2 separate regions of the Homo sapiens genome follow, and region 1 is linked to region 2. The links are chromatin loops, found by intact Hi-C in ENCODE. Cell type or tissue: heart left ventricle. All regions are shown on one strand. Each heading gives the region's core, and the rest is flanking DNA. Links, peaks and the distances in the headings are about the cores only.

Region 1 (2,917 bases), core at 121-2,620, 760 kb after region 2:
TTGTCATCTGGAGAGTTCTCTTTGAAGCTCACTATTGTTGTCAGAGTTCGGCTTCTCGTGGTTGTAGGACAGAAGTCTCAATCTGATTACCGCTCCAGGCCACAGATCATGCTCAGCTCCTAGAGGCCACTCCTGGAGCCTCATCAACAGCACTAAAAACCTCCTTTGAGTTGAGTTTTTCTGAACTCTTCTGCCACCAACTGGAGAAATCTCTCTACTTTTACAGTTCTCACTGGATTAAGTTAGTCCCACCTGAATAATCTCCCTTTATTAAACTCAACTGTGCTGTATAGCATAACCTAATCATCAAAAGAAGATCCATGGCACTCAGAGACCCAGGGATCATACAGGGCATGTGCACGAGAGGAGTGAGAAACTTTGGGGATGTCTTAGAATTCTACCAGTCACATGGGGGTGGTTGGGGCTGGATTATGAGTTATGAGTTCAGTTTCGGATGTGGTAATCTTGATAGGATTGCCACACAGCCAGAGTGAAATAAGAAAAGTCAAGGTTGGATACACAAGCCAGGTCTGGACTAAAACTATACATTTGGGAGCAGTCATTATGTTAAAACTGGGATAATGGGTGGGCTTACCTGAGAGAGAGTGTGGGTAGGACTGAGTTTTTAGGAACTCAACATTTGGAGGTTGAGTGGAAGAGGGGGATTGAACCAACATGGAGCCAGGGAGGGAACGTGCGTGTGCATAAGGTGGGAGTAGGATTTCCATCTAAGGAAACACACAAAAAACATCTATTGGATTGGTGGACGTCATGGAGGTTACTGGGGACATTCACCAAATGAATATTTGACAGTGTGGCGAGATGCAAACTGGATTAGGGTGGGGTGGAGAGTGAAGGTGTTCGTAGGTAGATGGGCATGGTCCAAGGGGGTAGAATATCCACCCTGCAAGGTGCCAGAGGGGACCCCGAATGAGGCCATGGCCTTGAGAACAAGAGAGAGATGGGATTGAGGATGCATGGGGAGGGATTGGCCTTAGACATGAAGAGGGACGCTTCCTCTCTCAGAGTCCCATCAGTGCGGAGGCCAAGCTGGGGCGCCATCTGGTGGTAGGGGAAGAAAATGAGACTCCTTACAAGGCCTCTGCTTTTCTTGGTGGTACTTGAGGCCAGCTTTCATTGGTTGTGCAGGGAGGGTTGGGAGCAGGCCGGAGGTTAGGTGAGAGGGCTTCAGGTGGAATTGTTGAGAGTAGGAACAACTTTTCCGGTAGAAACTGGACTGCAGGCATGCGTGAGTTTGGAGCTGAGAACCCATTCGAGGAAGCCTTCTTAACCAGTCTTCTGACCACAGGCAGGGTCACATGGATCCTGGAGGCCTCCTTTACCCACCAGCTCTACTCTCCACGGCAGAGCTTTACATGCCCCAGTGTGCATACATTCTTCCTTCTCACTTCCGCATATGGATGGAAGCTCCTGGAGTAAGGAATTGTGTATCTTCTACCCAGGATGGACTGCTGCATCCGACCACAACAGTTGCTAATTAAATGTTTCCTTAACTGAATTAATGAAGACCCAAGGGGAGAACAGATGCTGATGGTGGTGGATGCGTCCAGAACCCGCTGGTAACAAGCATGGCCCCATCGTGGCTTTCCTTTGGCCAGCCAGGGCAGGACAGAGATCCCTGGCGCCTTCAAAGGAAGACTGCCTCTATTAGTGGGATGCTGGGGTGTAATCCTAATTTTCAGATCCACACATTTTGTGTGTGGATTCATGGTTTTGTACTGAAGCCCAAATGAGCAGAAATACCCAGGGGGAATATCTAAAATATAAGCTTGTTATTAAGAGTAAATAAACCCACACAAACCCCGCACCAACCGGCTGTCTCTCCAAGTCAGTGGGAAGCAGGATGGCTTAGGAAGGAGCCACAGCTGAGCCTTCTCCGTGAGCTGGGCCATGCAGCACTGCCAGTTCCCAAGGCTGGTGAGCCGTCCATGCGTCCCGCCACCTGATGGCCATTCACGCAGAATCCCAGTGCCCCATCCTGCTGCTCTGTGACCATCTAGACATAGTTTCCAGCAACACCAGCTTGTTTCCTTAGCACAGGCTCCTTCGGACCCCCCTAGTCCCCAGCAGAGCTGCCCCATCCAGCTCTAAGTGAAGGGGTCCCTTTATCTCGGGCAGAGGAGACAGAAAGAGAAGGAGACCTGAGGAGGTGTATGGAGGAGACACAGAGAGACAGACAGAGCAGGACAGCAAACAGCTGAGCAATATGAGAAAGCTTAGAGCTGGGCAAGAAAGACCTGAGTTCTCCTGCTGGATCCACACTTTCTATGCATCGTGAGCAAGCCCCTAAGTCCCTTCCTCCCTCTGAACTTCAGCTACCCCAACCAGATGAAGATTTTAAGGCTCCTCACAGCTCTAACAGCTATCACACGGGGGAGAGGCAGGCCATAGATTAAGAGCAAAGAGGCAGAGAGAGAGACAAAGGTCAATAAAGATGGCAATTCATGCTGTAAATGCCCATGCCCTGTAATGCTGACTAAGGCACATGGTCTCTTACTCTGACCAGAGCAACTCCAGTACCAAAGAAGAAGATACCCCCATTCTGTCTGGTTCAAACAATAAGAACTTTTATATCCCATAAAATAAGAAGTCCAGAAACAGCCAGGACTCTGGAGTTTGATGATTTTGTCACTCAGGGAGTCCTCATTGCCCAGGGACCTTTCATCGCACCGTTCTGTCCTCCCAGCACACCCAGATTTTGGTGTCAAGATCACTTTCCTCGAGTCTCAAGATGGCTGGCTCTCAATGTACAAAAGTCACATGTAGAAATAATAAGGTCCAGAAGAAGAAAGGGTTTGCCTCTCTCTTATATCTCCTTTTAGGAGCAAGGGAACCTTTTGTAGAAGCCCCTTATCTTCTGCCCCACTCCTGGCTGACTTAAGTCTCACTGGCCATA
Region 2 (2,917 bases), core at 139-2,638:
AATGGTTGAAACAAAAGACCATGGAGATGAGATGGAGAAACAAAGGGAGAAAGCACTGCTCAGAAGGAAAATAGAATGCTCAGAAGATTCTATTCAGAATCTCAGAAGATGCTCAGAAGGCATCTGTATTAGTTCGTTTTCACACTGCTATAAAGAAATACCTAAGACTGAGTAATTTATAAAGGGAAGAGGTGATAGGGTTTGGCTGTGTTTCTACCCAAATCTCATCTTGAACTGTAGTTCCCATAATCCCCACGTGTCATGAGAGGGATCCAATGGGAGGTAATTGAATCATGGGGGCAGTTACCTCCATGCTGTTCTTGTGATAGTGGGTGAGTTCTCATGAGATCTGATGGTTTTATAACCATCTTCACTCTCTTCACTCTGCACTTCTCCTTGCTGCCACCATGTGAGGAAGGATATGTTTGCTTCCCCTTCTGCCATTATTGTAAGTTTCCTGAGGCCCCCCAAGCCCTGCAGAACTGTGAGTCAATTAAACCTCTTTCCTTTATAAATTTCCCAGTCTCAGGTATGTCCTTATAGCAGCGTGAGAACAGACTAATACAAGAGGCTTAATCGACTCACAGTTCCATATGGCTGAGGAGGCTTCAGGAAACTTACAATCAGGGCAGAAGGTGAAGGGGAAGCAAGGCACCTTCTTCACAAAGCAACAAGAGAGACAGCAAGCAAGTGAAGGGGGAAGAGCCCCCTATAAAACCATCCGATCTTGTGAGAGCTCCCTCACTATCATGAGAACAGCATGGGAGAAACCTCCCACATGATCCAATTACCTCCCTCCAGGTCCCTCCCTTGACATCTTGGGATGACAGGTCAAAATTTGGGTGGGAATACAAATGATATCAGCATCCAAGACCCAGAAGTCTCAGAAAAATAGAAGTAAATGTACAAAAATGAGGAAATCTTTAAGAGAGCTAGGATAAGACATTGGACCTGAGAATGAGATGGTTCTAGCATTTAAGATTTGAGAGAGTTGTAGTTTTGGGGAGAAGGTATGGTGCACCTAGGGGCGGAGATGGTCCAGCACCTGGCTGGCTGGCTAAAGTAGGGTGAGGTCACTGAGATGGGCAAGTGGATCAGTCATCTGTAACACAACAGTGATGGGCTACAGATCATCCTTGTTAAAGCTGAGTTCACCCTTCATAATGACAATATTTGGTGGTAGAGGAGGATGTTGACCCAGTTCTCATGATTCTTGGTGAATGGCAAAAGTGCCCAGGAGAGTGGTAAATGCTGGGGATCATAAGAAGTAGAGGGTAGCAGAGCCAGATGGTGCTAATCTAAAAGGTGCAGAGGCAGAAGTAGAAATAGTTCTCAAAAGTCTTGGGATACAAAGAAGACACAAACTCCTGATCCTGACATGCCACCCTCGAGGGCTGCAGGGAAAGTTTCTTCCTAAAGTGTATCACCAAGACCACAGCAGTCACTATAGCATGGACGTTGAAGATATAAGGTGTGTTTAAGGAGGTTTTTTAATCAAGAAACATGGCTTCCATACAGCCATTAAGAAGGGAGAGGAGTACAAAGGATGTGCTCAGAGAAAAGCAAGCTCTGTATAACGTAGGAATAGAAGATGACTACAGGTCAAAGACAGCAGGAATGGGAGGATAGTGAAGTCAGCTTGTGCTGGAGAGATACTACTGTGTAGAGGAAGAGCGCCCTTCCCCTCAAGGGCCAGCCAGCAGGTGGCAGGATTCATTGGTCCACTGGATTCTGCCAAGTGTTGGAAACACTTATTGAATCCATCCTTATTGTCTTCAGAGGCATCTAACCTGATATGCCCCACTCTTGTGGGGGCCCTCAGGACCAGCCAGGTGTCCATACCTATGGTGGGCCTGCGCTGGTCCCAGAATTTCAAAACTCCCACTACCGCTTCTTCTGTGAAGCTCCTACTTCATTACTGTCAATCTTAGTCTCTCCTGGAAAATTCTTTCCACCTCACATAATGAATAAATGATTCTTTTCTTAAATTAGGATTCAACGGAGTAATTGTAAAATTGGTATTTTGCTCAAAAACCCTTTCTTGGAGCTTACAAAAATGACATTAGACAGAAACTTTCTCAGCAGTGATTTTTATAAGATGCAGCATATTAAACTGTATTTAAATACATTGAACATACATAAATTATCACAAGCAAAAAAAAGACAATTATTATATTTCCAAAAGATTTCAGTGGCTTTCACATGAGCAAGACCTCATGGCTCTGTCTATTAAAATGGCTGATGTTTAGAAGACTATTTTGTGTACCTTAGGACAGGACATCTCAGCTCTCAGGAAAGAGACCAGCCTGCAGGGCATACATTCCACATCCTGGGTGTTGAGAATTGAAAAACAAACGAATAAAACATAGTTTTAAAATTATGACAGCTTTTCTAAAACCTATATAATTTTCAAGGGCATAGACCCTAATTTATTGAATTTTTTGCTCCTAAACTAGTATCTAGTGCATAATAGTCCTGCTAATGTACTCGATAAACTGAACCAAACTCAACTCTCAAGTAGCAAATTAGAATTTAGTGCAAGAAAGTCATTAGAGTAACTCTTGGGAAAAGGATGACTTAAGACTAATATGGATACATAGAATAACCCACCTGCTTATGGCTATGGTTAAGAATGCAAGGCTTTTTCGCCCTCCTCCATGTCCACCATGGGGACATCCTGGAGTACCTTGAGAGGGGCTTATCTTGAGATAGATAGCATTTCCCACACTCTCCCTCTGACCTCCTGTTCATGCACTGGGCTCATGCCATGCTGCTGCATGCAAAGTGCACTGATAATGGATGGAGATGGATGGATGGATGGATGGATGGATGGATGGATGGATGAGTAAATGGATGGATGAATGAGTGGATGGATGGGTGGATGGGTAGACGGATGGATGGATAGGTGGGTGGGTGG

The links. A loop is a pair of places that touch in the nucleus more often than their neighbours do. Peaks named below come from ENCODE experiments on the same cell type or tissue, not always from the same donor. Only the 100,000 strongest peaks of a DNase experiment are listed, where the experiment ranks them.
Region 1: a loop joins it to region 2, with 2.2 times the contacts of the local background. A loop is called at or near these places in 2 of 110 quality-filtered maps.

What each region holds. Positions count from the first base shown.
Region 1 is chr19:30,783,184-30,786,100 of GRCh38, reverse strand. No RefSeq gene overlaps it. Among named protein-coding and RNA genes, the nearest start is that of ZNF536-AS1, 110 kb to the right of the region's middle. In heart left ventricle, for the core only: a CTCF peak has its summit at 1,074 (motif pointing left); a DNase peak (open chromatin) is centred at 1,040.
Region 2 is chr19:31,547,920-31,550,836 of GRCh38, reverse strand. It overlaps LINC02841 (long intergenic non-protein coding RNA 2841), which reads right to left. Exons shown (of 3, transcript NR_184026.1): 2 at 2,267-2,329. Among named protein-coding and RNA genes, the nearest start is that of LINC02841, 29 kb to the right of the region's middle. In heart left ventricle, for the core only: a CTCF peak has its summit at 1,688 (motif pointing right); a DNase peak (open chromatin) is centred at 1,718.